Linked DNA regions of Homo sapiens: region 2 is linked to region 1. A link is a contact called in ENCODE Hi-C or POLR2A ChIA-PET data. All regions are on one chromosome and are shown on one strand. The core of a region is the stretch at or near the end of the contact, and the rest is flanking DNA. Distances in the headings are between cores, read along the strand shown. Region 1 overlaps KDM2B-DT (KDM2B divergent transcript). Region 2 overlaps CFAP251 (cilia and flagella associated protein 251).

What was found. Hi-C counts contacts between places; a loop is a spot of excess contacts on that map. ChIA-PET counts read pairs that join two places held with the same protein, here RNA polymerase II (POLR2A). Pooled maps may share reads with other maps.
Region 2: a pooled map shows a loop between it and region 1 (3-fold over the local background). The contact joins two enhancer-like sites. A Hi-C loop is called at or near these places in 1 of 37 single-sample maps with no recorded cell type and 4 of 50 pooled maps. POLR2A ChIA-PET finds 5 or more read pairs at or near these places in 2 of 52 experiments (B cell and OCI-LY7).

What each region holds. Positions count from the first base shown.
Region 1 is chr12:121,588,028-121,593,408 of GRCh38, reverse strand. All of the region lies in intron 1 of KDM2B-DT (KDM2B divergent transcript), which reads right to left. Among named protein-coding and RNA genes, the nearest start is that of KDM2B, 9.7 kb to the right of the region's middle. RefSeq lists enhancers at 820-1,635, 1,636-2,451. Within about 2 kb of position 2,593, at least 28 of the 41 ENCODE cell types and tissues checked have a DNase peak (open chromatin) inside an H3K27ac peak, as active enhancers do; they include B cell and OCI-LY7, where a contact is called at or near this core.
Region 2 is chr12:121,977,939-121,982,948 of GRCh38, reverse strand. All of the region lies in intron 19 of CFAP251 (cilia and flagella associated protein 251), which reads right to left. Among named protein-coding and RNA genes, the nearest start is that of BCL7A, 41 kb to the left of the region's middle. RefSeq lists enhancers at 2,294-2,343, 2,364-2,443. Within about 2 kb of position 2,533, at least 5 of the 41 ENCODE cell types and tissues checked have a DNase peak (open chromatin) inside an H3K27ac peak, as active enhancers do; they include B cell and OCI-LY7, where a contact is called at or near this core.

The sequences.
Region 1 (5,381 bases), core at 1,344-3,843:
TGAAGAGGAGAGTTTCCTATCAAGGCTGCTGTGTTTTGTTTTTGTTTTGTAGATATGGGGTTTCACCATGTTGCCCAGGCTGGTCTCTAACTCCTGGGCTCAAGGGATCCACCCGCTTTGACCTCCCAAATTGTTGGGATTACAGGTATGAGCCACAGTGCCTGCCTAAGGTTGCTTTCTGTGTGAATCAAGGAGGCATTCAATAAATAGTTGTGGGATTAATGAATGTCATTTCAAGGAGGGTTAAAAGCCATGGACACCATCTGTAAAGGGTATTATAATTTGGTTATCCAGGAAAACAGAAAATTTCAGCAGTTATTTGAGATTTCCAGAAGGGTGAGTAGTTTTGGGATTTGGGGAGAAGGAATTGGGGTGCTGGGTTTCCATTCAACAAGTATGTTTTCCAGCCTGGCCAACACGGCAAAACCTCGTCTCTACTAAAAATACAAATATTACCTGGGTGTGGCGGTGGGTGCCTGTAATCCCAGCTACTTGGGAGGCCGAGGCAGGAGGATCGCTTGAACTCCGGAGGCAAGGCAGAGGTTGCAGTGAGCCAAGGTCGCACCACTGCACTCCATCCTGGGCGACAGAGTGAGACTCCGTCTCAAAAAAATAAAATAATAAAAAAAAAACCACAAGTATTTTTAGAGAACATGCAGGCACTTTGCTAGAGCTATATCCATGAATGAGACAGACCAGGTACTGCCCTCCAGGGCTTACAGTCTGGTGAAGGCACAGGCAACAGTAAGATGATGTGGTAATTACTGGGAGGGGGCAGGAAAGAGAGAGAGCAAAGCAGATTCCAGGAGAAACAGGAGGGAAGAAGGGCTGCGGGAATAGACTGGCATATGCAAAGGTCTAGAGGAGGAAAGAGCAGGTTTAGTCAAAGAACTCAAAATAGTTCAGCACGGTCAGACTTTGGAGTCTGGTGAGGGACAGGATGTACAAGCAAGGGGACTCAATCCATACATTCCAGGCAGGCTTCCCCAAGGCGTTCCCCTTGGGGAAAAGCTAAATTTGCCCAATCCACAGCTAGCTGTCATCGTTCTGGAGCCCAGGAGGTCAACCTCATTTTAATTAAGACACACCATTTATTGAGTCCTGTTATAGAACATTGGCTCATTCAATTGTCGGGTAACTATTTTATTATTATTATTTTTTGAGATGGAGTTTTGCTCTTGTTGCTCAGGCTGGAGTGTAATGGTGTGATTTTGGCTCACCGCAACCTTCACCTCTCGGGTTCAAGCGATTCTCCTGCCTCAGCCTCCCAAGTAGCTGGGATTGCAGGCATGCGCCACCATGCCTGGCTAATTTTGTATTTTCAGTAGAGACGGGGTTTCTCCATGTTAGTCAGGCTTGTCTCGAACTCCCGACCTCAGGTGATCTGCCTGCCTTGGCCTCCCAAAGTGCTGGAATTACAGACATGAGACACCTCGCCCGGCCTATTTTTCTTTTTCTTTCTTTCTTTCTTTCTTTCTTTTTTTGAGACGTAGTCTTGCTGTCACCCAGGCTGGAGTGCAGTAGCACGATCTAGGCTCTGCAACCTCCGCCTCCCAGGTTCAAGCATTTCTCTTGCCTCAGCCTCCCAAGTAGCTGAGATTGCAGGCATGAGCCACCATGCCCAGCTAAGTTTTATGTTTTTAGTAGAGATGGGGCTTCCCCATGTTGGCCAAGTTGGTCTCAAACTCCTGACTTCAGGGGATCTGCCTGCCTCGGCCTCCCAAAGTGCTGGGATTACAGGTGTGAGCCATCGCGCCTTGACCCTCTGGTAACTTTTTTTTTTTTGAGATGGAGTCTCGCTCTGTCACCCAGGCTGGAGTGCAGTGGCGAGATCTCGGCTCACTGCAAGCTCCGCCTCCTGGGTTCACGCCATTCTCCTGCCTCAGCCTCCTGAGTAGCTGGGACTACAGGTGCCAGCCACCACGCCCTGCTAATTTTTTGTAGAGATGGGGTTTCACCGTGTTCGCCAGGATGGTCTCCATCTCCTGACCTTGTGATCCGCCCACCTCAGCCTCCCAAAGTGCTGGGATTACAGGCGTGAGCCACTGCGCCCGGCCTCCTCTGGTAACTTTCATGTGACCCCATTTTACAGATGAGAAAACTGAGACTTAAGTTTGGACACTTTGTCCTAGGTCATGCAGCTGACTACATTTAGGAACTGCGAATGTTCATTTATGTAAATACTTCTGCTTTAGCAGTGCCTCTTCCATGAGGTAATGTGTGTAAAAGCTTTCTTGTAGTAGAGCCATATAAACACGAAGCATTGTTATTCATTTTGCTGGACTTTTGGCTCCATCCAGTTCAGCCTGCAGCATTTAGGGAGTCCAGGAAGGGGTGAGGGCAGTAATTAAAGCCTAAAGGCCCAATGGCCTGTCGGAATTCCCTGTCTATTCTGGTTCCCTCTCCGAGGCACCTCCAGATTTTATCTTCTACCAAATAGAGAGTTTGTTTCTCAGAAGTTGCAGGATGTGGGCGGTTATATAAAAAAAAAAAAAAAAAAAAAAAAAAAAGCAGCATCAACAACTACAAAAACCCCAGCAGCAGCCTAAACACAAAAGAGTCTGAATTTTGAACAAAGGGCAGGGTGAGACCTGAAAGTAAACGCTGACACATCCTCTCCCCAGCTGTGAACTGGGGGTCTGAGGGCTGCAGCAAAGGTCATCTGTCTCTATCTTTAGGCAGGAAATGCAATTCAATCCTCCCAGTGACTGATCACTTCGCAAGATTAATGGAATCATCTCCAACACTGGTCCCTGTTCCAACAGCACAAAAAGTGAATCAACCTTCTCACTTACTCAGCGAGGTCAGCGGATTCCCCGTTCTAAAAGTTCAAAACTTTTCTCCAGGAAATTTGTCCTTGACTATTCCTTTGTGGGGCGAAATCCTGCTTTCTGGGCTAAGACTGAAATGTGGTATTTGAAAGTCCGGGGACTTTTGTAGGCTTTTCATCTGTTACTACTTCAACTTTAAAATAAAATAAATGCAAAAGGCCTGATTTTCCCTGAAAGGGTTAATTGCCAGCCCTCTGAGCCCTCCCTCGGGGATCGTCAACCAATCACAATTGAGTATGATGAAGTAATGCTTAGATTTTTATTTCCATTGGTTAAAGTACTTGTCCATCAATCCAAAGAGGCAATTTTTTTTTTTTTTTTTCTTTTTTTTCTTTTTTGTTTTTTTGAGACAGAGTCTCGCTCTGTTGCCCAGGCTGGAGTGCAGTGGCGCGATCTCGGCTCACCACAACCTCCGCCTCTCGGGTACAAGCGATCTTCCTGCCTCAGCCCCGCTAGTAGCTGTGATTACAGGCACGCGCCACCACGCCCGGTTAATTTTTGTATTTTTAGTAGAGGGGGGGTTTCACCATGTTGGCCAGGCTGGTCTCAAACTTCTGACCTCAGGTGATCCACACGCCTCGGCCTCCCAAAGTGATGGGATTACAGGCGTGAGCCACCGCGCCCGCCCTAAAAAGACAAGTTTTTTAAAGAATCTTTGAACTTTCGTGACTCTTCCTGGCATTAACCCCTTAATTAACTCACCTGTTATATTCAGTGTTCCTTTCAACCCTCACAGTGGAAGAGACAGATTATAAAATGAAGAATTCGCTGGGCGCGGTGGCACACGCCTGTAGTCCCAGCACTTTGGGAGGCCGAGGCGGGTGCATCCACCTGAGGTCTGGAGTTCGAGAGCAGCCTGGCCAACATGGTGAAACCCTGCCTCTACTAAAAACACAAAAATGAGCCAGGCATGGTGGTGGGCACCTGTAATCCCAGCTACTCAGGAGGCTGAGACAGGAGAATAGCTTGTACCCGGCAGGTGGAGGTTGCAGTGAGCCGAGATCGTGGCATTGCACTCCAGCCTGGGCGACAGAGCAAGACTCCGTCTCTAAATAAATAAATAAAATGAAGAATTCTAGAGAGAAACTGAAGTCTTCCCCAAATGGCCAAGGCTTGACAGTCTATATGCATGCATTTTGGTCTTCCTTAGTCTTTTTACTCAATCTACAAAAGACTGAGGAATAAAAAGAAAAGGTCTTTGGAGACCCCAATCACGTTCTTTTTTTTTTTTTCTTTTTTTTTTTTTTTTTGAGATAAAATTTCACTCTTGTCGCCCAGGCTGGAGTACAGTGGTAGAATCTCGGCTCACTGCAACCTCCGCCTCCCAGGTTCACGGGGTTCTCCTGTCTCAGCCTCCTGAAGTAGCTGGGATTACAGGTGCCCGCCACCATGCCGAGCTAATTTTTTTGTATTTTTTTTTTAGTAGAGACAGGGTTTCACCATGTTGGCCAGGCTGGTCTTGAACTCCTGACCTCAGGTGATCCACCCGCCTCGGCCTCCCAAAGTGCTAGGATTATAGGCGTGAGCCACCGCGCCCGGCCTGGAGACCCCAATCACTTTAACAGAAATAGTATGGTCTGTTATCCTCCCAGATTAAGACTATTTCCCAAGTAAGAATATTTGTTTCAGGAGCCTGGCGCATTGGCTCACGCCTGTAATCCCAGCACTTTGGGAGACAGAGGCAGGCGGATTACCTGAGGTCAGGAGTTCGAGATCAGCCTGGCTAATGTGGTGAAACCCTGTCTCTACTAAAAATACAAAATTAGCTGGGCATGGTGGCACACGCCTGTAATCCCAGCTACTCCGGAGGCTGAGGCAGGAGGAGGCTGAGGCAAGAGAATCGCTTGAACCCGGGAGGTGGAGGTTGCAGTGAGCCGGGATCATGTCACTGTAGTCCAACCTGGGCGACAGTGAGTCTCCGTCATAAAAAAAAAAAAAAAAAGAATATTTGTTTTAAATTGCAAAACTCATACAAATATGGCAAATCTCTAACATTTGCCAACACTGGATGCTGGATACACGAGTCTTTATTTATTTTATTAATTTTTTTTGAGAGGGAGTCTCACTCTGTTGCCCAGGCTGAAGTGCAGTGGCACCATCTCGGGTCACTGCAACCTCTGCCTCCTGAGTCAAGCGATTCTCCTGCCTCAGCCTCCTGAGTAGCTGAGATTACAGATGTAACCACACCTGGCCAATTTGTGTATTTTTAGTAGAGACGGGGCTTTGCCATGGTGCCCAGGCTGGTCTCGAACCCCTGACCTCAGGTGATCTGCCTGCCTGAGCCTCCCAAAATGTTAGGATTATACGCGTGAGCCACTGCACTAGGCCCTCTTTATTTATTTTATAACTTTCATTATGTTTGAAATATTTGACAAATGTAAAAGGTCAAAATTGTTGTTAAAGACGCAAATAATATATAAATATAACCCCGTTAAAATTTTCTCCCCTCCTGTGAGGGAATCAAAGGTAGTGGTTTGCCGCGCAATTCCAAGCCTTTCTTTTTTTTTTTTTTGAGATGGAGTCTTGCTCCCGTTGGGCAGGCTGAAGTGC
Region 2 (5,010 bases), core at 1,284-3,783, 390 kb before region 1:
TAAAATTTTTTAGAGATCGGGGTCTCGCTATGTTGCCTAGGTTGGTCTGGAACTCTTGGCCTCAAGTGATCCTCCTGCCTCAGCCTCTCAAGCAGCCGGGACTCCAGGCATATGCAGGACTTCCTTATTTCTATAGGAAGCAGAGACAAGCGGGTTGCTCTGTGCCCACCCTCTTTCTCAAGTATTTTGTGCGACACGTGGGCACTGGTTGCCAGGGCTAAACACCTCACCAACAAAGCAGGACAGCCCAGGGATTAAACTCAAGAATCCTGGCTGGGCACAGTGGCTCACACCTGTAATCCCAGCACTTTGGGAGGCCGAGGTGAGTGGATCACATGAAGTCGGGAGTTTGAGACCAGCCTGACCAACATGGAGAAACCCCGTCTCTACTAAAAATACAAAATTAGCCAGGCAAGATGGCGCATGCCTATCATCCTAGCTACTCAGGAGGCTGAGGCAGGAGAATTGCTTGAACCCGAGAGGTGGAGGTGCGGTGAACTGAGATGGCGCCATTGCACTCCAGCCTGGGCAACAAGAGTGAAACTCCGTCTCAAAAAAAAAAAAAAATCAAGAATCCTGAATGATGTGGTGATGTGCGCCTATAATATCAGCTACTAGAGAGGCTGGGGCAGAGGGATCACTTGAGCCCAGGAAGTCGAGGCTGCAGTGAGCTGTGATCACACCACTGCACTCCAGCCTGGGCGACAGAGTGAGACACTGCCTCTTAAAAAAAAAAAAATCCTGAACAAGTGAGAAGACTGCCATCAATTTGATGGCGTTTGGACATTTATGTAAAGTATCTTTACCAGAAAATCAAGAAAATATAAACTTTTAGATTTTGGAAAGGGTATTATACACAAAGAAGCACAAGGTCAGAGAAACATTCTCATAAAGGGCTTCTGGAATCACGGATCCACAGATGGGGATATCATGACAAAGACAAAAATATCAGATGACATTTTTAAACATTTAACGTGTGCCGTGTACTGTACGAAACGGATACTCAGTTAATCTTCACAATAATTCTGGAGGTAGGTACTACTATTATGTTTATTTTGTAGATGAGGAAACTGAGGCATGGAGAGGTTCTGAAACTTGACCAAGTCGTAACTGGCACGTGGTCACAGTCAGGATTCAAACCCAGAGCTGCCTGACCCTGGAGCCTCCACAATGTGGCCTCCATGGTTAGCACTGACCTGCAGGCATCAGAGAGCTGCCGGAATACTCCTCACCCACAGGAACTGCGAGAGGCACGGCCCACGATGGCATTTTGGTGACTTTCATAGAAGTGTGAACCTCAGGTGCCTGCAGGCCTTGTGAAGGAGAACCTCTCCCTGGCTGAGGAAGGGGCACCTGGGTTTGAAAGGCCTCCTTGTGAGGCAAGGGTGCCTGGAACTTGCTTCAGAATAACCCATGGGGCGGGAGCAGGTCAGTGGGTCTGGACCAAACGGGAGCTGAGAATTGCTGAAGCTGAAGTTGACTGATGGATATGCAGGAGTGTGGGGTGTGTGTGTGCAGTGGCGTGATCACGGCTCACTGCATCCTTGACCTCACAGGCCCAAGCAATTCTCCCACCTCAGCCTCCCGAGAAGCTGGGACCATAGGCACATGCCACTACAGCTATTTTTTTTTTATTTTTTGTAGAGACAGGGTCTCCCTATATTGCCTAGGTTGGTCTTGAACTCCTGGGCTTACTAAAGCGATCCTCCTGCCTCAGCCTCCCAAAGTGCTAGGACTACAGGTGTGAGCCACCGTGACTGGCCAAGAGTTCATTTTATTCTTTTCTCTGTTTTTGTGTTTGCTTGGAATTTTACAAAATAAAATTAAAAATAAGAAAATGAGGGGCGATCCCATCGCCTCTTAAGAGGAACATGCTGACTCAACAGGAAATACTGAGGGAAGAGCCCCCCACTGAGTAAGCACCTCTGTGCGCTGGGCACCGCACAGACCCTCGCTCTCTAGTCCTCACGACACCCCTACGAGAGCGCAGCCTGCTCCAGCCTCATCTACAGAGCAGACTCCGGCGTTCAGACCACCGCTGGGATGGCTCGCCAAGGAGGCTGGGAACTGCAGCCAGGCCAGCTAGTTTGCACCAAGATGTGCTTCTTCCCTTTCTCCATCTTGAAGTACCAAGTGTTAGGCCAACCAATCACCCAGAGGAGGTGGGTATTTGGTTAAACGTTGGACTAAAAACAGAAGAAGCAGAACCACAGACAGAACCATGCAGATGAAGTGCAGCGGCCGTGGGAACAGTGAGACATCTGAGGCAACATTTCTAATGTAAAATGAGAAGGAAATGAGGTCAGGGAGCGGTGGCTCATGCCTAGAATCCCAGCACTGTGGGAGGCTAAGGAGGGTGGATGGCTCGAGCTCAGGAGTTTGAGACCCGTCTGGCCAACATGGAGAAACCCCATCTCTACCAAAATTGAAAAATTAGCAGAGCATGGTGGCACGCTCCTGTAGTCCCAGCTACTTGGAGGGCTGAGGCTGGAGGACCAGGTGACACAGTGAGACCCTGTCTCCAAAAAAAAAAAAAAAAAGAAGGAAGTGAGAATGAAGAGGGGCCCACTTTTTGCCTTGCTCAGAATTCCGTGGAAGCCACGCCACCTGCTCAGAGTGGTCCTGGGTGCGACTGCTGCACTCATTTTGTAGATGAGGAAGCTGAAGCATGAAGAGGCTGAGACACCTGCCCACGTCTTAGCTGTCATCTGGTCATAGTCCCCATGGTTAAAGGGGACTGAGCCCACCCCACACTCCAAGAAGGAGAGTGCCCACGCCTGGCCAACCTGAGTGGCACATGCCTGATGGCAGTGATGACAGTGACAATGTCTGCAGCTCTGGGAAGGGGACAGGCTCCTGCCTGTGGCATTGAATCCCACTGGATGTGGACTGGGGGCCGGACACGGAGGGAGACAACACAGCAGAAAGCGAGGCCTAAAGAGAGAGACCCTTCCCAGCGACATGGATGAGGGCCTGGCTTAGGTTACACTGCACATCCCCACTCCCTCTGGACCTGGAATTCTGTGAACCAGAAAATGGGTCGACTTAGGTTTCCGTAACTTGTAACCAAAGAATAAGGCTGAGGCCGGGCACGGTGGCTCACGCCTGTAATCCCAGCACTTTGAGAGGCTGATGCAGGTGGATCACTTGAGGTCAGGAGTTCGAGACCAGCCTGGCCAACATGGTGAAATCCTGTCTCTACTAAAAAATACAAAAATTAGCCAGGCATGGTGGTGCATGCCTGTAATCCCAGTTACTCGGGAGGCTGAGGCAGGAGAATCGCTTGAACCTGGGAGGCGGAGATTGCAGTAAACTGAGATCACACCACTGCACTCCAGCCTGCGTGACAGAGCAAGATGCTGTCTCAAAAAAAAAAAAAAAAAAAGAAGAAGAAAGCTGACTAATGATCTCACTCAGTGTGTTGAGCCCCTCCCTCTCTTCAAATGTCGGCGGCTCCGCAGTGAGCACCCCCAGGAGATGTAGAGAATCCCAAGCCTGTGCTTGGAGATTCCGATTGGCTGGACCTGGGCAGGGCCCAGGAGCTGAATAGTCAGTAAATGCTCCGATGCAGCTTCCCAGTTTGGGAAGCCATGTTCTAGGGAACACTCTTTGGAAAATGCCACTCTCTGGAACACCACGTGGGCTGTACGAACTTTCTCAGAGTTGCTTATGTTTCTAGCAATGTGCTATGACAAAATGCACATCAGCCAAAGACCTTTAGAGGAGCTTACAACAGTACCTGGTGATTTTAAGGTCCTCGTTCAAGACTCAGAAGGGATTAAAGGGCTCTGATAACTAATTTCTCGAGAAATGAGTTTTGTGTACCTGGAGCACACAAAACAGGTGATTCTGGGTAGGCCACTGAAGCCGAGAGCAGGGACTGGGACCACAGTTTATATTGCTCAAGTGTTCTCAGCCAACATGAACACTGAGTCTTAGCTGGGTTTCAGGACTTGTGGATTCCTGAAGATGGGCACGTAAAATGCTACATTTATGGAAAGTAGGTTAGCAATAGGGTCTGCAATTTCATATTCTCTGACCCAGTAATTCTACTTCTTGCACTATGACCCAGGAAAATAATGAGAGAAGTGTGCAAAAACCATGCACAGAGATGCTCCACACAGCTGTGTCTCTGACACCAGCTACTTTAGACAACTCACACGGCTATCAACTGGAGAGTGGTCCAATTAAGTTTGCAGCCTTTAAAAGCATGTTGCCAAGGAATTTTTACCACCTTGCTCACAAAACAAGTTACTGAGAATGTCGATACATATGTATATGCACACGCATCCTCTGTATAATGTTGATATATATAGGTATATACATATATATACCATATAATCTCAATTCCTTGTTTAAAAATATAGATATATCTATGTCCATATATAAAATGATAGGATATCTACCAAAATAATAACAGTGATGATCTCTGAGTAATTTCTATTTTCTTCTTTATAATTCTATTTTCTAAATTAGAAAAAGTTAAAAAATTAAAATATATCCTTTAAAAAGCATGTTTTCGGATAATTTTTTTTTTTTTTTTTTTTTTTTTTTTGAGACAGAGTCTTGCTCTGTCGCCCAGGCTGGAGTGCAGTGGCACGATCTCGGCTCACTGTAAGCTCCGCCTCCCGGGTTCACGCCATTCTCCTGCCTCAGCCTCCTGAGTAGCTGGGACTATAGGCACCCGCCACCACGCTCGGCTTATTTTTTGTATTTTTTTAGTAGAGACGGGGTTTCACCGTGTTAGCCAGGATGGTCTCGATCTCCTGACCTCGTGATCCACCCGCCTCGGCCTCCCAAAGTGCTGGGATTACAGGCGTGAGCCACCGCGCCCGGCCTTGGAGAATTTTTAATATAATGGAAAATACTTATGATACACTATTAAGGGAAAATATAGCATACAAACACATATTCCATGTGGTATCAATTAGTTTTTTTGTTTGTTTTTATTTTATTTTATTTTTATTTATTTATTTATTTTTATTTTTCTGAGATGGAGTCTCGCTCTGT